Linked DNA regions of Homo sapiens: regions 1, 2 and 4 are each linked to region 3. Evidence: chromatin loops called from intact Hi-C (ENCODE). Cell type or tissue: dorsolateral prefrontal cortex. All regions are shown on one strand. Links, peaks and the distances in the headings refer to the core of each region. The heading gives the core; the rest is flanking DNA. Region 1 has its middle 120 kb from the start of SALL1. Region 2 overlaps LOC102723323 (a long non-coding RNA gene). Region 3 holds the start of LOC105371256 (a long non-coding RNA gene). Region 4 has its middle 94 kb from the start of SALL1.

Region 1 (5,885 bases), core at 1,768-4,267, 92 kb after region 3:
TGACAAAGATGCATGGAAAAGCCATGCAAGGAAAGCCTGCTGCAATTTCTCATCTAGTTAGCAGAGGGATCAATGCCACCGGCACAGGCCCCGTAGAAGACACTGCGTGCGGCAGCATGTGCAGGCCCTGGGGCCTGGGACCCCCTTTTGGGGCTCCCAGATGCATCAGGTGCCAAGGTCAGCTTTGCGGGAAGGGGACTTGCCCTCAGATGTTCTAGTCCATATATTATAGTGCCTGAGAGTCCTGCATGACAGCTTGATTCAGGGATGTAGAATTTTAGGACTTGAAGGATATTTTGTCCAGAGATTTTTATATTCTAGAATTCCATGAATGTGCACTGGGGGCTAGGAGGATGCTGTGAAGATAGGGAAACACTGAATAATAGGTGGGCTCCCAGCTTCAAACAGAGCTGTCATCTGTTTCGGATTGGGATGAAGCATATGAAATTGCCATTTTTATTGGCCAAAGGCAGCTCATTATTGACAATTTCATTTGGTTACATGAGGTGCAGGCTGGATTTGATCCTGAGCAAGCCACCAGCTCCAGGAGGATGGGACAATGGGGTGCAAATCACTTCTCCATCTCTGCACCTGAAACAGGACCTGGCATATGCCACAGCTGGAATAGCAAATGAATGAAGCAGGTGTCAATGCCTTCATGGGTTCTTTCTCTATTCATTCACATATTTGTGAACAATCATTCATTGGTATTAGTATGCATCAGATACTAAGTGCTGGGTTACAACAATTAAGCAGTACTTTGTTTAAATATAGTTAAATTACTTTAACAGCAGACAGACATTAACCTTCCCTGAGGCCATTTATAGTCCAGTGGGTGAGACAGACATTAAACATACAGTGGCCTGAGTGTTTATTACAATTGCAATAAGTGGTACAAAGGAAAGAGGGCACGTAATCCTTCAGTGTTTGATGTGGTTTGGGTGTTTTGTCCCCTCCAGATCTCACGTTCAATGTAATCTCCAGTGTTGGAGGTGGGTCTCATGCTAAGTGTTTGGGTCACAGGGACAAATCCCTCATGAATTTGGGTGCTTTCCTCAGATAATGAGTGAGTTCTGGCTCTGAGTTCACACAAGATCTGGTTGTTTAAAAGAATGTGGCACCTCCCCCTCTCTGTCTGGCTCCTCCTCTCACCCTGTGATACTCTGGCTCTCCCTTTGCCTTTCACCATGATTGGAAGCTTTCTGAGGTCTCACCAGAAGCAGATGCCAGCACTATGCTTCCTGTACAGACTGCAGAACTGTGAGCCCAAATAAACCACTTTTCTTTATAAATTGCCCAGCGTCCGGTGTTCCTTTATAGTATGCAAGAACAAACTAACATAGTACTCATTAGGTGCAAAGTGCAAGGGTGGCCACTGGGAAGGTTACAGTGATAAGATGTTGCCCAGCTGCCAAGAGAAGAAAGTGTAGTAGACAGTATTGTGCTCAGAAAGCTTTGGTATCTCTCCTTTGGAAGAATGGTCCTTACCTCACCTATTGAGCTCAGGCATGGCCAGGTGACTTGTTTTAGCCAATGAAATGTGAGCATGAGTGACTCGTCATTTCCAGGCAGAAGATTCAAGCCTCAGTGTGCCATGCTCTCTTTTCCTATTGCCACATACTGCTGCTTCTTTAGCGAGGGTCCTGGAATACAGGCCCTGGGAAGCAGTCCTCAGCCCTTCCCAATGGGTGCAAAAACCACCTAATAATTTCAGGTTGTTTGTTTCAGACTGTTTCAGCATAAGCTTGTCTGACTAACAGCAGTCATCCATGCCCTTGCCCTAATCTAACATGAAACCATGTTGTAGATTTCCATATTCCTCTCCAGTGCTAAGTACAGTAGCTTCCATGTGGTAAGTACCAGTAAATGATTGCGAATGAACAATTCACCACAGGATGTGGTAATTGCCATAAAAGAAGGGCAAATCTGGCGTCCTGAGAGCTCAGAGAAGGGAGAGCTCAGCTTTAAGCTCCAGAATGAGAGCATCTTGAGCACAGACAGACCCTAAATGCTGGGTAAATAACAATGAGTATTACAATCACTGTTATCATTCTAGTCCAGTTGTGTTTGGGGAATGGCTTGCAGGTGAGTGAGAGTGGAGCACATCATACTGCCTATGGTCTTTCTTTATACTCCAGAGGGCATGAACATTAGTAGCTGTGGCCTTATATTCTTAGAGCCTCATGATCAGAGAAGAACATGCATCCTTCTCAGCTCAAATTTTTTAAATCCCAGGGAAGACTTCCTATTGGCTCAGTTGAAGTCACATGTCTTTTCTCGAACCAATCAATCATTGTGGTCTCTGGGTAAAATCCAGTTGAATAGCCCAGCCAAAATTTGGTCCAAAAAGAACAGTATCTGTTCTAGGAAGAACAGAGTCAGAGTCATCGTGAGTCAGGCAGGCTCCCCATTTTTATAAGTTTAATGCAATCATTTATTGAGTACTTACTGCTGTATGGAAGACTCTGTGCTTGGCACTGTGGAGGAATATAGAAGACATAGAAGCAGAAGTGGTAATGGGAGTTGAGGAGGCAGAGGCAAGGAAAAAGTAAAGCCCAGACTGAGTCCAGCCCCTACTGCACAGACACTCCCTCTGGGCTGCCCTGCCCTGGAATGTCTCTCCACCAGAAAGCTCTGCTCCCCTCCCAGCACAGCCCCCAAAGAGCTAAAAATCAACGCCACTCACTCCTGAGCCTGACAGCCAAGCTGGATGAGAATGAATGGGGCTCTGTGAGGCATCTTGCAGCTCCCTCGACAATGCTCTGCCCGTACACTCTGTTCTCGTGGTTTCTGTCTCCTCTTCTGTGTTTACAGGGTTGGGCAGCTGCTACAGCCCTTGCCTCTTCCCTGAGTGCCTCAGAGTGACAGAGATGAAGAAGCCACTTGGCTCTAGGAAGTGTGGCCTGGCTTTGATATGGTTTGGCTTTGTGTCCCCACCTAAATCTCATCTGGAATTGTAATCCCCCATGTGTAGACGGAGGGAGGTGATTGGATCATGGAGGCAGTTTCCCCCAAGCTGTTCTCATGATAGTGAGTGAGTTCTCACGAGATCTGATGGTTTTATAAGTGTATGGAAAGCTCCTCCTTTACTCACTCTTCTCTCTCTTGCTGCCTTGTGAAGAAGGTGACTGCTTCCCCTTCTGCCATGATTATGAGTTTCCTGAGGCCTCCCCAGCCATGCGGAACTGTAAGTCCATTAAAGCTCCTTTGTTTATAAATTACCCAGTCTCAGGTATTTCTTTATAGCAGTATAAGAATGAACTAATACAGTGTGAGAACTAATACAGTGTGAGGATGAACTACTAACAGTGTGAGAACAAACTACAGGCTCTGTCCACAGTCAGCACTGTGCAGTAGGCACTGAAGCGAGAAGGAACTAAGTCTAACCAGAGCCCTGTCACTCACAAGCTGGCTAGCCTGGGATGTTAGAGCAACTGGGAATGCACTGGGCAGTACGTTGCATTAAAATAGGACTGCAGTGACAAAAACAAATCAGGGTTTATTTTTCATACAAACAAGAAGTTCAGCTTTAGTGGCTCAACCACCAAAGGCCCACCAACTCTGAAACTCTTTGGACCTTTTCATTTTGCAAGCTGGTCTCTGTAGTGCTAGGCATTGCATCTGTCAGCAGATGAGCACCGAAGAGGGGTTTAGGGTGGGACAAAGGCAGTGGGACATGTCTTGTCTGTCTCTTTTTATCAGGAGAGCAAAACCTTTCCCAGAAACTTCCAACAGGCTTAGATCTCATTGGCCAGATCAAAAGAAACAGGGAAAACAGATATTTTGCTTCTCCAGTCTTCATAGTGGAAGACAACAGTGAAAAAAGTATTGGGAACAACCATAGGTCAGCCAGGTGTCCGTGTCTGCTCCAGGAAGTTACCTTCTTAGCCCCATGCACTAGTTTCCCAGAGATTCCAGAACAAAAGACTGCAAACTTTGAGTGGCTTAAAAAACAGAAGTTTTTTGCCTCACAGTTCCAGAGGCAAGAAGTCCAAGACTGGTGTTGACAATGTTGGTTCCTTCTGAGGGCTGAGAGGGAGGATCTCCCAGCCCCTGCTCCAGCTTCAGGGCTGGCTGGCCATCTTTGGCGTTCCTTGTCTTGGAGAAGCATCACCCTGACTCCTGCCTTCATCATCACATGGTGTTCTCCCCAGGTTTGTGTCTGCTTCCACATTTCCCCTCTTCATCCGGACTCCAGTCTTATTGGATTACAGCCCACCATAATGACCCCACTTAACTTCATTATCTCTGTAAAGACCCTGCCTCCAGATAAGGTCACATTCTGAGATACTGGGGGCTAGAAAGTCAACATATAAATTTGAGGGGGACATGGTTCAACCCATAACAGTCCCGTTTCTTAATCTATAAAATGAGTATAACAAGAGTTCCTGTCCCACGCTGGTTGTAAGACTTACACAGGGTGATCCACATAAGGAACTCCCATCAACGCTGGCCCAGAGTGAGGACCCAATACACAGCTGCTGTGCGTGGCTCCTGGGGCTCCGCACCTCTAGGGCTGAGGCCCATGTCAGGGCCAATGAAAGGAAGATGAGGCCAAGAAGGAGAGAGTCCCATCAGTTCCCAGCCCCTAGAGTTTACCCGTGTCCCCAGTGGGACAGACATGACCTGACAACTGACTAGCTGGCCCTCATGATCCAAGATGGCCCCATCCTCGGCTGCTCAGGACAGCTGGCCACCTGAGTCAGTGGGACTTTCGTCTATAATCCAGGGTGGCCTCACATACTTGGTCCCACAGAGCTCCCATTTCCAGGAAAGCAACCTTTAGCAGCTCCAAGGGAAAGGTGGAGGAGTGGGCTCCCCAGCCCTCACTTGGCTATCTCTTCTCTTCTGGGCAGTAATGGAATCCACCTCCTCTCCTGGGGGCCACTTCCCACAAGAGCAGGACAGGCTGCGATCCCAGGTTCCAAGGGGCTGCTCTCTCTTCCCACTTGAGTGTTTTGAGTAAATTACAAGGCTCTTATCAGTGGTGGGGGCTTTATTGTTCTGCCAGGACATCTCCCTTTGTCAAAAACACAATAACTTGTTGTAAGTGGTACTTTTTTAGGTTTACCAAGCAGACAGACTAATTGTATCTTTTAATCTGGGTCAAACTGCTCTTGCTTATTACAAATTGGCTCTGAATCCTAAAAAGTTGGGGGGGAATGTGAGGAGCATTTGCAAATAATTTAGAGGCAGAATTACCTTCAGACAAATATTATGTCATGTTGGGGAGAAATGCTTACCCAGGCCTCAGCCCAGTTATGCTCTGGTTGGCCCAGAAGGAAGCTGAGGGACAGAGAATGTTCCCTGTTACAGATTCTGGCTACTCATGGAGCTCGTGGATGAGGGGAGACAATTTGGGCATAGAACCAGGCATTACAACCTGGATAATGATTCCCAGAAGTATCTGGTACTGATCCTGTAACCTGTAAATATTACCTTATTTGGAAAAAAGGGTATTCATAGATTTTACTGCATTAGGGAGTTTATGCTCGGTTATTTGGGTGAGCCTTAAATGCAATCACAACTGTCCTTATAAGAGAAAGGTGGAGGGAGATTTGACACAGACAAAAGAAGAAGACAGAGCTTAGAGTGATGCAGCCACAAGCCAAGGCTTGCCAGAAGCCACTAGATTCTCCCTAGAGCCTCTGGAGGGACTATGGCCCTGCTAATACCTTAATTTTGGTCTAGTAAAACTGACTCGAGGCCTCTGGCCTCCAGAACTATAAGAGAATAAATTTTCATTATTTTAAGAAACTAAGTGTGTAGAAATTTGTTACCGCAGCTTTAGGAAACTAACGCATCAGGAGATTCCTGTTGGTGGCTTCACTCTACCCAAAGAGGACTTTCCAAGGCTGAAGAGGCCCCCAAGAGACATGGAAAGT
Region 2 (5,885 bases), core at 1,977-4,476, 81 kb before region 3:
AAAAAGTTGATTTTTAAATAAAGAAACAGGAGAAAGTATTTATCAATTCTTCTCCATTAGGGATTGTTACTGGATGAGAAGAGAAATACTCTGTTAAACACAAAGGTCTGATTCTTATTAGATCTGCTTCCTAATTTCTTTCGATTCCCTGGCTCACAGGCCAGTGCTTATTTTCATGGCCCTTTTACAAATAATAAATATTATTTTTATGGTTAATTAACACAGCAATCTGTATTTTAATTTACTTCTCACTTCTGGAAAAGTTAGTGGCCAGAGGAACAACAACAAAAAGCTACATTCTCTTAAAGGTAATGTGTTCAAACAGTTCTCTCGTTATTTTTTTTAATAATAAGTTTAAAAATCTATTATTATAGAGTAATTGCTCATCAAATTTCTTTTTAAAAGTCAAAGCAATTTTCAAATTATAAGGAACTTCTCAAATGTGTCTAGATAATTATGAGGCTCTATTTTATATAACTCCTAATACTTCAGTAGGCTGCAAGGCCTGTTACAATCTTTGCCATTGGAGCACAAGATTGCATCAACTGTGTTCACGTGTAAAGCACTGTGTGATGCGTGTTAAAGATAGTACATTTCTGTTTTTGCTGGTACATTTTGCTGGTAAAAGATAGTACATTTCTGTTTTTGCAAACACATCCATATGGAAATTATCTATCAACTTCCTATAGCATCAGCTGTTAGGACCAGCACAAATTATCTTCTCCCTAAGTTTTAAGGATGATAAAGCTGCTTGAGAGATTAGATAGATAGATAGATAGACGATAGATCAATAAAATAGGTTGACAAATGAGCTATGACTTTAACCAACTCATCCCCCTTGATAAAGAAAAATGGTTAAAGGCCACTGAAATGCTGGGATCCCCAGAAAGACTCTTGGCATCAGCAGAACAGCTACCCTTGGGACAGGACCCTTGAAACTTTTAGATCACTCCACAATTCTCTCTTTGAAGTTGAAAACTTGCCACAATTTCTTCCTACCACACAGAATCTGATTTTTAAAATTGTCTATGTGTACTTACAAAGGCATCTGTTTTCCTTAAACATTGAAATAAAGGCCAATTTTGGATTATCTAGGGTCGTGAACTGACTCTGGGAGATACAGGGGAATCATGAAAACTTATCAGAATTGGTAACATTGATCACACACACGTGTGCATGTTTATGCACACATGCACGGGAGCACACAAACACACATTCGCTGCACCTTAGTCTGCCCTTCTCTATTTGATTCTCCATTCTCCGATTGCCTGCATCCTGGGACCTCCTAGATACTTTTCCTGGGCCCTTGGTCATCTAATTGCTGCTTCCCTTAAATGCAGAGGCAAAGAGACACCTAGAGCAACTCAGAAAAGGGTCTGGTTCACTTTAAACATTACTTTTCTCGTCATTATTCTCTACCCCCCAATACAGTTGCCGGCTGTGATCTGTTGCCTTTCAACTTGGAATAAAATACATTACTTATGCAGTGAATGTTTTTAATGTAACAAAGCAAAGGAATAAAAATGCCTTACAACAGTTTTATTAAAAACAAATTCCCACAGTAAATACATATACACTCCGTCTCTGGGAGCAAAACAGCCAAGGACATCACCGCTAAGTGCTCTGGGAAGTGCTTATAAATTACTTGAAATAAAAAACATTGTTGCCTGGACATCAGGGATGAAATGCTGCAGTTTGTAATAAATTAACACAGAACTTTACTTCCCCTCCTCGAACAAAGCAGCCATTTGTCTGAATAACCCACATTCAGCTGTGAGTTATATTTTCACAACTGCAACTGCATTCATTTGCAAATTATTCTGCAGTTTTAATGCTCAAGTTTTAAATACCTTGAGAACTAATAAATAAAGCAAAGTAGAGCAAACAGTTGGCTTGTAGTTTAAAAACTGCCCTAATTTCTGCTTTTCTTTTGGCTCTTTTCCTTTCAAAGTTATTTTTTTTTTTAAATGGTATAAAGTTTCTTTAAACTACACTTTAAAAATAAATCTAAAATGTGTTTGGGGGTATTCACACCAGAGAGAAGTTTCCATAATTCCATTAACTGTGAAGGTATTTGGCTAGTACTCATTTTACATTTTTAAGACTTTTCTTCTACCAATACTTTAATTTAGTGACAGAATAATTTATACCTATCTTTGAGGGTTTTCTGATTGTGTGTAACTTTTGTCTGCAAGTCTTGGCTTTGGTTAGATTTTTTTCTCTCTCTCCCTCTATTAGATTTTGTCCAGAAAAAAAAAAAAATCTCAAAAGAAAAGTCGTGTCACTTCCCTCGAATTATTTTGATTATAAAACAAAAACTCTGCAAGAAAACTCTTTTCACAATCTGCTCGATAAAACAAAATGAACCGCTTTCCAGGTTCTTGAAAGAAAAATTTGATAGAAGCAGTTACAGATTTAGTTTGAGGTTTGAAGGTTATTTTCCCGGCAAAAAAAAAAAAAAAAAAAAAAAAATGCCCAGTTTCCTTGTGCAGAGTTACTAGCTTTGTCAAATTTCTTTTGCATTGTTTTAAATAAGGTCTTGTGTAGGCAATTGTACTGCATGAAAGTAATGCCACCATTTTCAGGAAGCGATTTGGGGAGGAAAACTCTTCAGAAGCATGTTATTTTCAGAAAAGTGCCTCATAAAATATTTTTATAAAGTAGGAGTTGAAATCATTTAAAAATCACTCTCTTTTATAAATCTGTTTGGAGAAAGATCTTTTGATCCCCTCTTTCTTCTGATCCTTAGCTTTTATTTTGCTTAGAGGTAAACAACATTTGCCTCATTTAAACAACGGCATTTGCCCTTGGGGTTCTTAAAGAGTTTTCCAGCCACCCTATGGCAATTCATCACATGGGATAAAATAAGGATACTTTGCATCCAAGACTTTTATCACCTCCCAGAAAATGTTTGTTGTTTTTTGCTTTGGTTTTCTCTCTCTCTCTCTCTCTCTCTCTCTCTCTCTCTCTCTCTCTCTCTCTCTCGTCCCTACCCCCACCCCGAGCTGCGGGGGATTGTTTTAGGACATTTCAAAGCCTTTTGTGAAGAGGCAACCAAAGTCCTTCTGCAGAGAAAAAGAAATGCTTGATTACATGCGCTGCAAAACGGGAGATATTTCCAAATTCCCTTTTAATTAAGATGTCTAAATAGCCATCTCCTTGGAGAGAGAGATTTCCAAACAGTTTAAAAATAAGGATGCTTAACTGCAACAGACATTCCGCCCTCTCTGACCCTGGAGGCGAGGGGCTGTCACCTGGGGGGAGGTAAACGGACATTCATTCCTGTAACTCCATAAAGGTCAGATGGGGAGGGGCACCCAAAACGGAGGTCGGGATGCCGAGGTAATCATAGGACCACAGGGCTTTAGTAACGCCATGGACTTCTATTAAGAGAAACTCGCTTCTCTAGTTAGCCTGGTCATTTCTGCAAGTGCATACACCTTTGTCATTTTTAAAAATCACTCAGAGATTACTGGTTTGGTGCTATTTGATTCTCCGACCATCCAAGCCAGATTAAGAGCATTTGCTCAGGCCCTAAGGACTTCATAGCTGGCCACCCATCTGGTGTTAGGCTTGAGTCTGTGAAAATCCCTCAGCTTAGCACTGAATATTCTTTTTAAAGACATTTAAGTAAAAGGGCTGACATTAGCATATGTTCCCCCCAAGTGTCCTGTTGAACTTTCTGCTGGGCATCACCCTACCACGGGCTTTCTGGATGTTGTCCAATGAGAGATTGGCTTGGAACTGTAAAATTAGCCATCTGCCTATTAAAAATGTAACCAGCTGCATCCGATGAAACACAGTGACTATTGAAATGAACTCATCCGGGAGAGAACTCGAGTCCCCTGCTTGGACATTTTTCCAATCTACTGCTAGACTGAGACACTCCACAAGCAAAGAGCCTTTCGTCCTTGTTTGGAGGAAAACGGCATGACTCTCAAGAACGAAGAAGACTTGCGGGTTTGTTTTGTTGCTAAAATTCTGGCATTTCTCAGGATGAGTTGGACTTGAAGTGCAGATTTCTCAGTTTGTCTGCCATTTGTTTAAAACACCTCCCTGTTGCAAGAAAAATAAAATATAAAATAAATAAGCACACCCCTAGTGTCTCCCTCCCTTCAAGATTTTATGGTAAATCCTGGGCATTTCTAACAAACCTTAATCCAAGCCTAAAATACTCTAAGCAGCACATAATAACTTAAAACTGAGAGCTGGTGCCATAGTTATTCCTGCAAGTGCTACCATTTCGCCAGATATTAGGCATTCTATATTTACCACAAGGTCTGTTTATTAAAAATGAGAACTTTCAATAGCTTGAGCTATTTTTTCCCTAAAGCGTAATGGAGCATTAAAAAATAATTCATTAACTAATTAACAAAACTGTGTTTATTTACAGTATATAAAATGTTTCTATCAGGAAAATAACACACCATAATACAGCGTTGTGTTGACAGCAAAACATCTGCAGCTTAATTTAAATGCATTTACTAAATGACGAGGGGAAATCAAAGGATGTTTAAACAGCTACTTCTCTGCCTGTGATTTGTGTTTCTCTTTAGAGGTCACAGGCACCAAGAAAAGATGCCCCTTGGGAAGCCAGAGCTATTTTCAAAGGTGCTCAATACAAAAATCTTTATGCAATTAGGGAAAGACCGGTCTGCACATGGCTTGGACTCCGAGCCAGTTAACACAGATGGGTCCGTGCAAATGTCCTAAATCCAACTGCTTGGAAGTCACTAAGTACTGTTAGGCTGAAACATATGAAGATGTCTTTTTGTAGGTCAAAATCTGTCAAATATTGACAGCTTTATTACATTCAATCTGATATTTCCCATTTGGACTTCCCTCCCTCCCTTCCTTCCATCCTCTCTTCCTTCTTTCCTTCCTTTCTTCCTTCCTTCCTCCCTCTTTTTTCTTTTTCTCTCTTCCGCCTTTCCTTCCTCCCTTCTCTTTCTTTCCCTCTCTCTTACTCTCTCTCTCCCCCTCTCTTCTTTCTTACATTGCCTTGGGCAGGATTTTTGCCAACACAAAAAAATTAGACTCAAAGTAAATTGAATTGATAAACTTGCCTATCATTCTATTTTAAAATGTGTTTTGCTAGGTTCGTTTTCCCACTAAATCTCTCCTCTGCTCCTGCCTGAAACTTCTCAGAAGGCAAAGCGTTTTCCATTTGTTTGTAGGTTTGATTTTCTTGTCACCACCCTAATATGAAATTGCAAGAAAATTGTATGTGATGTGGTAGTAATCATATTACATGCCATTCAGGTGGGTGTATAAATCAAAATCTCTCAGAAGAAAAGCTTATAGTCTGGTGATAAAATCAGCAATAATACAGGCAAATGTTATGTTTTAAGAATTTGTCCTTCATTCGCTTAGACCTAAAGCTTAGAGTGAACCTAGGAATTACAAAATAAACTAGAAAAAAAAATCATTTTCCCCTTAACACGCAAGCATATTCTTAACGTCTACCTTTGTTAGAATCATGCACTAATTATAAAATGTTTTATTTCAGCTCTGCTACTCAGAGGCCATCCATGCAGCCTTTTGACAGTAGGACCCTGGTTATGTAACAGCCATAAGGAAATTTCCCATAGTAATTTCACCTGTTTCAGATGCAAACACATTGTAAGCCTCTTAAGCTACATAGAACAAATAGGCTATATCCTGAAAACTGGAGTACTGTTTAAAATTAGATTTTGTTTTAAAGTCTAGTTCAGCAAATTGTGCTAACTGAACAGAATTGTTTTAACCATGTCCCTCTGTATTTATACATGCGGGGGCTGTTAACTCACAATACTAGTATCTGTTGTACAATTACAATCATGCATTGCTTAACTACGGGGGGTGGGAATACGTTCTGAGAAATGTGCTGTTAGGCTCTCTCATCT
Region 3 (5,885 bases), core at 2,111-4,610:
AGGCCAAGAAGGTGGAGAGATTTATTCCATTCAGAAGGAGGAGGTTACTGGGAAGAACAAGCGTGTGAACAAGGCCTTGAAGGATGGACAGGATTCTGTTCAGTTTCAGGGAGGATACTCCCAGGCAGAGGGACTGGTGATCAAAGCACAGGAGAAGCAGAGAAAAGGCCAGTTCTGGGGATCCCAGGAATGTGCTCTGCGTGTGAGCTGGCCAGATGAGCTGATGCACAGAAGCACACCTCAATTTCCCATCCTAACCATCATCCTCTCTGGCTTGGACTTTTTCTTCACTTTTGGCCCTTATGGTACATTCTTCACCTTCCAGCCCGTGTGATCTTTTAAAAACATAAATTAAGTCACACAATTCTCCTGATTAAAATTCCCAAATGTTTTTCACTATGCTTAGTGTAAAATCCCAATTTTTTTCATTGCCTATGATATTCTATGTAAAATGCCATCTCTGAGCGTTGACTCAACTTACACCAGGCTCTCTTCACTCACAACATTCTTCCCTCCAAATCTTTCTGTTCCTCAGATTTGCAAAGCTCATTCTCATCTCATGTCTCTGCACACACTGTTTTCTGTGCATGCAAATCTTTACCTATAGACCTTTACAGGGGTGGCTCCTTCTGAGTTCGGCTCAAAGATCAAGCGTTCAATGAAACTATTCCTCTGGTGGCATGGACTTCCCCTTTCCTGCCTCCCGTCGCTCTGTGGGGACCTTGTGCTGTTTTATTTTCTTTGTGGAATTTGCCGAGCTGTAACTCAAATCCATTAACTACTTCAGGACAATGATTATTCAATAAGTTGGACTGGGGAAATTCATTACCTACATGAAAAAAAAAATTAAAATTAGGTCCCTGCCTCATACTATATGTCAAAATCCCCAGGCAGATTAACCATGCTAAATATAAAAGGCAAAATATTAATGCTTTTTGGAGAAAATGCATAAAAATGTCTTTATGACTACTGGGTGGGAACAATTTTCTTATGCAAGACCAGTAATAATAATGGTAATAGTAAATAACTACAGAGTAAAAGATTAACAAACTTGACTACATTAAAATTAAGAAATCCCATTCATCAGAAAAAAAAGAGTTAAAAAAAATCCACAAACTGGGAGAATATAATTTCCAGACAATCAATCAATAATCAGTCAATAAAAGTTTAATTATTTGAATACTTACAGATCTCTTGAAAATTAAGATATTAAAAAATAATTCAGCCAGGAGTGGTGGCTTACGCCTGTAATCCCAGCACTTTGGGAGGCCCGAGGTGGGCAGATCAGGAGGTCAAGAGATTGAAACCATCGTGGCCAACATGGTGAAACCTCATCTCTACTAAAAATACAAAAATTAGCTGGGCGTGGTGGCACTCACCTGTAATCCCAGCTACTCAGGAGGCTGAGGCAGGAGAATCACTTGAACCCGGGAGGCGGAGGTTGCAGTGAGCCGAGATCATGCCACTGCACTCCAGCCTGGCAACAGTATGAGACTCTGTCTCAAAATAAATAAATAAATTAATTAATTAAATAAAATAAAAATAATTCAATAGAAAATTGGCAAAAGACAAAGTGACACAAATAGAAACTTCACCAAGAAGGAAATGTGATTGAAAACTAGAGAAGTTTACCATGAGTGCTCAACCCTAGTGGGAAAAAGGGAAAGATAAATGATCAGCATCATGAAAATCACTCATTTTTGTACCACTAGATTGGCAAAATGTTAATAAAATCTGGCAATGTCAAGTTTTGGTGAGGATGTAAAGCAGCAGGAACTCAAATATCAGCATGGGACTATATGTTAAAATAACTACTTCAGTAACACAATTTAGCATCATTGTATAAAGTTAGAAAGGGTCATATGATAAGACCTAAAAATTTATCTCTTGGTCTCTACTTAGAGAAATTGTTGCATGTATGATCCACAGGACATGTCTATCAATATTTGCAACAGCTTTGTTTAAAATTGCTTAAACGGGAACTCATCTAAATGCCTATACACAGATGGTTAAATAAATGATGAATGCTCATAAAATGAAATATTACTCTGTAGCAGGAGTGAATAAGCTACAGGTACACATGCCAAGGAGGATGAACTCCAGACATAAAATTGAATTTTAAAAAATTGCAGAAGAAAACACACGAAATAATCCTGCTTTTATAAAATACACAGAGAAGGAAAACTAAAAATATATAAATTTTGAAATATATACACATGCAGTAAAACTATAAAGAAAAGCAAGTCTGAGCACAGTGTCTCACACCTGTAATCCCAGCACTTTGGGAGACTGAGACAAGAGGATCTCTGGAGCCCAGGAGTTCAAGACCCACCTGGGCAACGAAGGCCACAAAAAAAATAAAAAATAAAATAGCTAGGCATGGTGGCATGCAACTATGGTCCCAGCTACTCAGGGGGCTGAGGTGGGAGGATCACTTGAGCCAGAGAGTTCGATGCTGTAGTGAGCCATGTTCACGCTGCTGCACTCCAGCCTAGACAACAGAGGGAGACTGTCTCAAAAAAAAAGAAAAAGAAAGAAAATATTTATTTTTCAAAATTAGAAGAAATGAAGTGACATAAGAGATTGGTCTCACAATAATATGAAGGGGAAGAAAGTAGGAGAGTAGGCATGAAACAAACGTGGCCAGGAGTTACCAGCTGCTGAAGCTGGGTGATGAACACTTGGGAACCCATCAAATATTTTCTCTACTTTCATATGGGCCTGAACTTTCCCAACATTTAAAATGATCTCTATTTATTTTTAAGTGTGTGTGTGTGTGTGTGTGTCTGAAGGGATGTACATATTTTGATTATTTTTTTTGAGATAGAGTCTCACTCTGTTGCCCAAGCTGGAGTGCAGTTGTGTAATCTCAGTTCACTGCACTCAGCTCACCTCCACCTCCTTAGTTTAAGTGATTCTCCTGCCTCAGCCCCCCAAGTAACTGGGACTACAGGCGTGTGCCACCACACCTGGCTGATTTTTGTATTTTTAGTAGAGACAGGGTTTCACCATGTTGGCCAGGCTGGTCTTGAACTCCTGGACTCAAGTGATTCACCTGCCTTGGCCTCCCAAAGTGCTGGGATTACAGGCATGAGCCACTGAACCTGACCCATATTTTATGAGAGTGGAATGAGATAGAAGAGAAACATACAGAAAACACTACCATATTGGCGATGTTCTATTTCTTAATTTGAGTGGCAAGTGCATGATTTTTTTTCCTTTTATTATGCTTCAGCACCTACAGAGGTACTGCATGTATACAATATGTAATACCTGCTTTATAATTTTTTAAATGGACAGGGAAGCAGCAGAGAGATACAAAGCAAGTGTGTGAAATGATTGGGCCTAGCCCTCTCCTCCTAAATTTTAGGGAGCTGTAGGCTCCCCCCATTTTAAAGATAAGGAAACTGAGTCTCCAAATGGCTACATGCCTGCTGCAGCCCAGCTGCAGGTGTCTACAGAAGGACAGGGTGGGAGGTGAGGAGAGGCAGGGAGGGACGGTTGCCAGGGAACCAGAGCTCTGGCTCCGGGGCATGGGTCAGTCTCAAAAGAGGGCCATCTGGGACATGGACTGCGGGAACACTGACCAGAGCTCTCAGGACACATGTGACTGAGGCCTCAGATGTGGGCACCATTCCCACATGGATCGGCTCCATTTTTGCTTGTTCTTTGGACATGAAACTAGAATCCTCCAGCCTGCCAGTGAGCCTGCGAGCATGATGTCACCAGTGGGTCTGAGCAGCAGGTGGAAACAGCCAAGCTAACTTAACACGCTCCCCAAACAAAGTCCTGTCATAGTGGTTAGCAGCTCGGCTCACAGAGGATTCTGTAAAGGAGAATGACCATGTTATAAACACCCAGCTCCTATTCCGCCTGCCCCAGAAACACGAGCTTAGTAACTGTTGCACGTGCGTGCACAGATAGCCCTGCTTCCTCACCCTTCCTCTCCTGGTTTGTAATCGCACTCACAAAGGCCCACCCCAATGACTTAAAGCATCCTATTGGCAGTCACAAAGGCAAAGGAACTCCAGGTTATGGCCACAATTCAGCTTCAGAGCCCCCCCATTGTGCCCAGCCACCGCAGTGGTCTCAGAGCTGTCGGGGGTCTTGCATATCTCATACGTGCAGCAAAGTGGGGGAACAATGTAACAAATTATGGACAAGCTCAGAGCCCAGCCTGTGGAATTCTTCCCTTTGTGAGCCTCCATCACATGTCAGCTGGGCTGCTGGGCCGAAAGGAGAACGCAGGGGTGGGGGACATCCCAGCAGCAGGAGGCCAGCCCAGCGCTGGGACACTTTTATGCTTTTCACACCGAGGAATGTTACCCCTTCACTCCTTCTCTCTCTCTCTCTCTCTTTTATTTACAAGGGAAAAGATTATTCTGACTCTGGTTTTTTTCTTGGAAATCTAAATATTCTATCTTAATACCAATACTATTTCTTGCTAAATAAAGACCCAAGTAAATTTTTGGAGTCTATTTTCCCAGGAGCCAAATGCAAAAAAAGTTCCAGCAATGTGGACAATCATCTTGGTCTTAACCCTGCCCTTATCTTGACTTCCTGGTGCCTCTATTTCCTCATCTGTAAAGAAAGATACCATTACAGTAAGACTATCTATTTCATATGATTGCCATAGGATTAAATGTCTATAAAGGGCAATACTTGCAACATAGACAGCCTTCAAACTGTGTGCTAGTGCTGTTACAATTATTATTATTCACAGTGCTATTGTCAGAAATATTCACCCTATGGCCATTTTCACCATTCTCCTTCATCCTCTTTCTTGGCCCTTTCACATCTTAGCAGGTTCTTTATAAGAAGGGCCATTTCTGATGCTTCTTTTATATCTTAAAGTATATAGGGGGGGCAGGACACAAGGATTCGCGGTGAGAATTTGTTTTCTAACAAATGCTCAAATTCCAAAAGGTGACCTAACAAATCCTAACGAATCCCAAAAGATGACCTGCAAAAGTAGACTTTTTTTTTTTAATCCCTGATGCTGAAATACATTTACTTGATGAGGAGGCTGTTGTAGAGCAACTAAAAGGTTTCTCTCAAGTTAACTTTCCAAGTTTTGTTAGAAGACCAATATCATGTTTTCTCAGGATGACAAGAAGAAAGTATTCCTTATGCAAACAATTTGTGAACACATCATTAATCATTTCAGTATTCTAGGTGCAAATTCTTAAGGGTGGCCTTTTCCCCTATGGATTTGGGAGGATGGTAGCATTTGGAGGGAGAAAGGGGAAATGTGGGCAGCCCAGCAGGCTCAGACATTGTGACTTCTGTAGGCTCAGCACAGTTGCTTGCTTTTCTCCTCTATGACTATGGCAGCCATCACTAATCAATCATCCTTAATCAGCCATCACTAATCAATCCTCACTAATCAATCATCACCAATCAATCAAGCTGCTCTTCTCCATCACCCCCTAGTCCAGTCTAAGCTTCATAATCCTTCTCAACACAGTATTCCTGGTAGACATTACCAATCATTTAAAGCTACTTTATAAAATAAAACTATTTGCCCCTCTGAGTAGAGGGAAGTGGCATGAGTCAACAGGTCTGAAGGTCAGAAGGTCTGAGAGGAGAGACGGGGTCTGATAGTTGGAGAGGTCAGACCATGAGCAAAGGTTTCCTGCTGGCTATGAGTAATAGAGACAGGCAGGTAGGATGGTGGAAGTTAAGTACGGTGTCAACTATCACATTGTCTGTAAGTAGCGGGGTGTGGGTACCAGGACAGGCTTCAAAGTTAGGGTAGGATTTGTGATCTTGATAGATCCCTGCTGGTTTTAAGCCAAACGGGGTAAACTATAAGTCACTCCATAAGCTATTTATGTATAATGGTATACATTTCAGGGTGCTCTTAATTGAGACGAAGACAAATA
Region 4 (5,885 bases), core at 1,430-3,929, 110 kb after region 3:
GTGCTTCACCTAAAAAACGCCAGTTTAATATTCACTATAATCCAAGGAGGTGTTATTATTATCCCCATTTTACAGATAAGAAACCTAAACAGACAGGTTTAGTACCTTGGACAAGTCACATAGCTAAAAAGTAGCCAAGACAGTTTTTGAACCCAGGCTTTGAACCCAGGCATTGTGGCTCTGAGAATCCACATTCCTTCTCTATTAAGGAGGCTAAAACGTCGCCTGAAGCCTCAAGGAGCCTGGTACCAGTCACACCCATCTACAGCCGTTAGCTCAGGTGGGAAGCTGCTGAGATGGTATTCAGAGCCCGGGTGCAGTACTCAGCCTCTGCCTTGATTCAAGAAGCCCAGTTTAAGGGCCTCCCCACCCAGCCCCCAGGACTTTGTCAGGCGCCCCCTAAGCCTAGAGGCCTCAATTCTTCTACCCAGATCTGTGAAGTGTCCTTGGGTCTGTGGTGGCACTGGCCACCCTGGGGCCCCCTAGAAAGGGTCCCTCCCCGGCTTCTCTCCAGTGCCCAAGGTCTGTCCTTGTGCCAAATGCAACTGATCCGTAGTGGCTGCCTGCAATACTGAATGGAAAAGAACTTGGGGTCACATCTGGGCTAACCAGGAAAGACACCCTTGTCCATCGGTGATTTCCTCATGGGTGTAGGAAACAGGTTATCGGCCACTGGCATAGCATTTCACTCAAGCCCATGGCTGATGCTCACAGTCCTCTGCCCAAGCTGGGCTGAGTGTTTTCTCCTTGTAACCTTCAGACTGTTCTGCTACTATCTCAGTCAGGACTCTTCTGATTGCAAGTGACAGAAATCCAGCTCTACCTGAACATGCGAAAAAGGAGAAATAACTTACTTAACTGAATTATGCAGGGGCAGATTTCTCAACTTCTCCATCTCTCATGTATGCTTTCTTCTGGAACAACTTCATTCTCATGCAAATTCCCCTCTCAGGATAGCAAATATGGCAAAAACGGCTACCAGGACTGACAAGCTGGTCTTTCAGCTATAGTTTCAACAGAAGCTCCAGAGCTGAGTTTCACTGGCTTAAGTTGGATCACATGACCTCCCCTAAGCCAATCATCGTGGCCAAGGGATGGTCCAGTGGGCCAGGCCTGGGTCCCATGTTTGCCCCTGTAATGAAATGGGGAGATGGGGATGGAGATTAATCTCACTCGCCATCTAGCAACCTGTGGTGGAAAAGGGCTGGCTCTCCAAAGGAAACTTGGGATGCCTTTCTCAGCATTTTAAACACCTAAAAATCGCGTTTTAAGAAGGTTTTTCTGGGAAAAATGTTTACGGGATGGATTAGAGCATTGAGCATGTACTATGCCAACAAGCCAGTCTCGGCTCCTTTTCCCTGGTTTGTGTTTATAGACTTCAGTCCTGGGAAGATGGGTTCTTTCCTGACTCTCTTGATCATTCACATCAGAAAAGAGTTCTGTTCCTTGGGATTTTATTTTTAATTATGGGAAATTTTCAGATATAATCAAAAGTGTTGAAAATAATCTGTGTCTGTTCCTCAGCTTCAACAATGATTAACTCAGGGCCAATTTTATTTCATCTATAGCCCCGCCCATCCCCACTCCACCATGAATTACTTTGAAGCAAATCCAGACATCATATATCTTTAAGATGCTCAGATTGCAAGGCCCTACAAGAGCTAGAGATTCCATTCTCCTCGAGAAGAAAGGAATCTGGCCTGTTATTTTACGTCACTTAGCAGAGGAGAGTCTTGCCTTTCCTCCTCCATAAACATGGCCCAAATCTCCTTACCTGATATTATACTTTGAGTCTTTATGAGTGGAAAACTGCACTTTCTTTATTCTTGTCTGGAAGTGCTCAGCCGGAGTGATTGCAGTGTTATCTCCCTGGGCATCCCCATTGTCCTCATCCTGCTGTTTCAACCCACTTTGCCTGTAGCCTTGTTTTCTGACCTGCCCCCTGCCTCCTCCTACCTGATTTCTAGGGTCCCTTTCCCCATTCTTCTAGCATTCTAACATACACACAGTCTAGAGAACAACAATAGCCTGAAAAAACTCTATTTCCCATTTTATAATCCCAACACAGAGCAGTCTCTCTGCCATGCAGCATACCAGCCTACAAATTGCTGCCGATACATGCATCAAAGAGCCATTCGGCTGCTCATGTGAACACAGGCTTCCCTTGCGCTTCCAAATGCTATATTATCTCTGCCACAGCAAAACCCCTTGAATAGCTAATAAATGCAAAAGAAAGTTTGGGAGGAAAAAAAAGTTACAAAAAATTATTATTATTACTTAAAGAGCCAGAGAAAGATAGCAAGGTTCTTCTAAAGTTACAACACCATCGTTAGCAGCTGCAGGGTACATGAAAGCCAGGGGCCGGGGGAGGGAAGATAGGGCATATTTCAAAGCTGACTGCTGCAGTAACAAAACGCGAAGGGGGTGTTGTGTGGAATACGCCAAGTGTTTGAAGTGGACAAGGTTTCTAGCGTGTTGCCTTGATGCCTGTACATACTTAATAACAGATGTTTGGTCTCTCTAGGCAGATAATTGTCCTTCTGTAAGGTTGACTTGACCTGCCTGAACGGTCCAGCTTCGAGCGCTGCAGCAGTAACAAATGATCCTAGCTTCTCTCTTTTTTACTAGGGAGATGCTCAGCCACGCTTCCTTTTAAGCACATAATTACTCGGCAGCAACTGAAGCCCATACATTCCCCTCTCCTAATGGCCATGGAGCCATTCGGTCATAATTTATGGGGACAGGGTTCAAAGTTTTAATAATATTTGGATAATATCATTGCCCACACGTCGGGGACGTCGTGATGAATAGAAGGAGAGTGGGCTTATTTCGATTCCATGCATGACAGTGAGGACGTTAACGACTGGGTGCCCGGCGTGGCCTTTATGGAAACTGCCACCAGGCCATCAGCTCATGAATTATAGATCTGGGCATGAAGGATCACATAGGGATGTTGTTCATGAGGAACTGTCCTGTTAGCGCCTCTTCCTTATGCAGATAAATGAATTGCAGGGAATACCAAAACGGCGTAAATAAGCCCTTAGTGGATAACACATTAGAACATCAACATAAAAAACCCAGTGCTGGGGCCTGCTTGGGGATATTTATGTTTATACTCTCTGCTCAAGTGGCTCCCTTATTTTTTGGCTTCTTACTGCTCACCTCATAATTCCAACCTCCTAACGGCACCTCTGGGCATGTTTCTCGGATGCTCTGTGGTGCCTGTTGACATTTGTACACAAGTTTGCTCAGAGAAGTGCTTTTGGGTAGGCAGATGGGTGAAGGCTCGTCAAATTCAAAACAGACCTAGTTAGCATTGTCTTGGTGACGTGGTGGGGTGTCCCTAAAACAGAGGCCACACACTGGCAGGTGCTAGCAGAAGAAGAAGGGCAACTATGTCCCCAAAAGTAGAAAGAAGGGAGACCTTCTCAGTCATAAACCAGATAGAAAATATCCTTGGAAAAGATCGAGTTCAACCACACTACTCCCAAAAAGCAGGTGGCAAAATTGAGGTTCAGAGGAGAGCAGGGACTCCCCCTAAATTACAAAACCTTGTTGCCAAGCCAAGATTCCTGACTCCCAAGTGTGGCCCCAGGCTGCCTTATCTGGCCTGAGTTTTCTCTCCCCAAAATGTAAACATTCAACACCAGCACCAAATGATAGTGTTAAGACTAAAACAATGTTTGCCAACTTCCTCCTGTTAATCTAGACTGACTCACTCTGAACTTTGACAAGGTTCGCGTGCCGTGAGCAATCATTGAACTTACACACTCGATATCCATTTAATCTGAAGGATTTATTTGGAAAGAACAGCAATTATAGCTGCACCTCAGAATAACTAGGAAACGGCGCGTTTAAATCTCTTTAAATAGCTTGCCGGAGTTCTACATAGCTCCCCCACACCCAGGTTCTGATCTGGAGTTCTCATTTGCCTGGGCCTTTTTACAGAGCCCGGGAGTGGTTTGGAGCAGGTTTCAAACGTGGAGGTTTGTTTCTCTACTGGGAGGCACTTTACGTTGAGAGCTTTCTGTTTTCTGACACATCTAAGGATGTGTTCTTTTTTTATCTTGCCAGGAGAAAGGAGGTAACAATGTTCTGCTGAATAAAGGCCAAGAACATTTACCCAGTTATAATTTTTTTAATATTCATACAAAAAATTAACTTTTGGGGGATCACAGCTTTATGAATTTTAACACATACATAGAATCATGTAACCACCATCACAATCAGGATACAGAACAATTCCATCACCTCCAAATCTCCCATTAAAAAGTAAACCCCCAGCCAGGCGTGGTAGTTCATGCCTGTAATCCCAACATTTTGGGAGGCTGAGGTGGGTGGATTGCTTGAGCCCAGGAGTTTGAGACCAGTATGGGCAACAAAGCAAGACCCCCATGTCTACAAAAATAAAAAATTTAGCCAGCCACGGTGGTGCACACCTGTAATTCCAACTACTCAAGAGGCTGAGGTGGGAGGATGGCTTGAGCTCAGGACTTTGAGGCTTCAGTGAATGATGATCACACCACTGCACTCCAACCTGGGTGACAGAGAGACCCTGTCCACTCTCAAAAAAAAAGTCAAACCTTCCCTTGGTCCCTAACCTCTAATCCCCACTAATCTGTTCTCCACCCCAATAACTCTGTTTTTTGGGAGTGTCATATAAATAGGTTTATACAGTTTGTCACCTTTTGAGACTGGATTCTTTCTCTCAGCATAGTGCCTTTGAGATCCATCCAAGCCCTTGTCTGTATCTACAGTTCAGTCCTCTTTGTTGCTGAGCAGTATTCCATCACAGAGCCCAGACCTCAAGTCAGGCATCACCAGGTACTTACAGGATGAGGACAGTGGCTAATGGCTGTGATGTGTGTGCTGTGTGCACCACCATCTGTCCTAGTGTTTTACTGTACTAACTCATTTAACCTCTCGACAACCTAATGGGGTGATTACTAGCATTATATCCATTTTGCAGATTAGGAAATTAAACCATAAAGGGGCTACATAACTTGCCCAACATCACACGACTGGTAAGTCAGGAACCACCTATAAGGTTAGAACCAGCCAACCCTTGTGCTTCATCATGGGACATGCTAATTATAAATATCTCTGGAAGGGAGAGGAGAAATGTCAGTCTCCAGGGAGGTGTAAATGACTGACAGTGTTGCCTTGCCAAGAGCAGGCTGTGCCAGGGTTTGAGGAGGACAGCTAACATGATCAGGAGGAAAACAAGGAAAGGGGCATGTACCACATGCCACAGAGAACCACTCCCAGAATGTGCACCCAGATACCCACACACACCCTAAAGGGAAAGGGAGGGAAGCAGGAGAAGGCAGCACTTCACATAAATGCAGTGGCTAACAAATAGGAAACATCCTGGCCTCCGCCTATCCTACTAAGTCTCAGGGGTTGGGAAAAGAACCAGATCTGAGAATTTCAAATTAATTGCCATGAATCCTGGAACTGTCAGTCTCAGGTTTCCAACAGCATGGTCTTCAGCTGTCTTACCTAACCTCCTTTGAAGCCTGAGATGTGGCTGCTGTCCTAGGAATCATAACGACCTAAAACATAAATGTGGAATTCCAGGAGTGATTTCACCCAGCATTGAGCCTGTGGGGAAACTGAGGCCTAGAAAGAGAATGGACTTGGCCAAAGGCACATAGCAAATCAGTAGCAGATCCAGGACTGTAACCCAGATCCCTTCCTCCATACATCCACCCAGTCATTCATTCAACAACTGAACCTACCATGTGCCAGGCACTTTACTGGAAGCTGGAGACAAAGGGTGATGAAGACACAGTACTATCCTACATGGAGTTATAGTTTTGGCAGGAGAAAGACATTAAACAAATGATCACAAGCAAATAGATAATTTAAAGTCATAGGGAAGA

What was found. A loop is a pair of places that touch in the nucleus more often than their neighbours do. Peaks named below come from ENCODE experiments on the same cell type or tissue, not always from the same donor. Only the 100,000 strongest peaks of a DNase experiment are listed, where the experiment ranks them.
Region 1: it touches region 3 in a loop (2.7-fold over the local background); 2 of 110 quality-filtered maps call a loop at or near these places.
Region 2: it touches region 3 in a loop (4-fold over the local background); 3 of 110 quality-filtered maps call a loop at or near these places.
Region 4: a loop joins it to region 3, with 2.2 times the contacts of the local background. A loop is called at or near these places in 2 of 110 quality-filtered maps.

Annotation. Positions count from the first base shown.
Region 1 is chr16:51,265,321-51,271,205 of GRCh38, reverse strand. No RefSeq gene overlaps it. Among named protein-coding and RNA genes, the nearest start is that of SALL1, 120 kb to the right of the region's middle. In dorsolateral prefrontal cortex, for the core only: no CTCF peak of the experiment used is centred there; a DNase peak (open chromatin) is centred at 2,765; H3K4me3 peaks cover 1,336 bases; H3K27ac peaks cover 2,195 bases.
Region 2 is chr16:51,438,160-51,444,044 of GRCh38, reverse strand. All of the region lies in intron 2 of LOC102723323 (a long non-coding RNA gene), which reads left to right. Among named protein-coding and RNA genes, the nearest start is that of HNRNPA1L3, 200 kb to the left of the region's middle. In dorsolateral prefrontal cortex, for the core only: a CTCF peak has its summit at 2,825; a DNase peak (open chromatin) is centred at 3,301; H3K4me3 peaks cover 1,471 bases; H3K27ac peaks cover 2,500 bases; H3K27me3 peaks cover 859 bases.
Region 3 is chr16:51,357,528-51,363,412 of GRCh38, reverse strand. LOC105371256 (a long non-coding RNA gene) reads right to left here and starts at 1,421. Exons shown (of 4, transcript XR_933559.3): 1 at 1,380-1,421; 2 at 602-829. RefSeq lists enhancers at 1,915-2,084, 2,540-2,709, 3,826-4,627. In dorsolateral prefrontal cortex, for the core only: no CTCF peak of the experiment used is centred there; DNase peaks (open chromatin) are centred at 3,642 and 4,162; H3K27ac peaks cover 1,424 bases.
Region 4 is chr16:51,242,061-51,247,945 of GRCh38, reverse strand. No RefSeq gene overlaps it. Among named protein-coding and RNA genes, the nearest start is that of SALL1, 94 kb to the right of the region's middle. In dorsolateral prefrontal cortex, for the core only: no CTCF peak of the experiment used is centred there; no DNase peak of the experiment used is centred there; H3K27ac peaks cover 436 bases.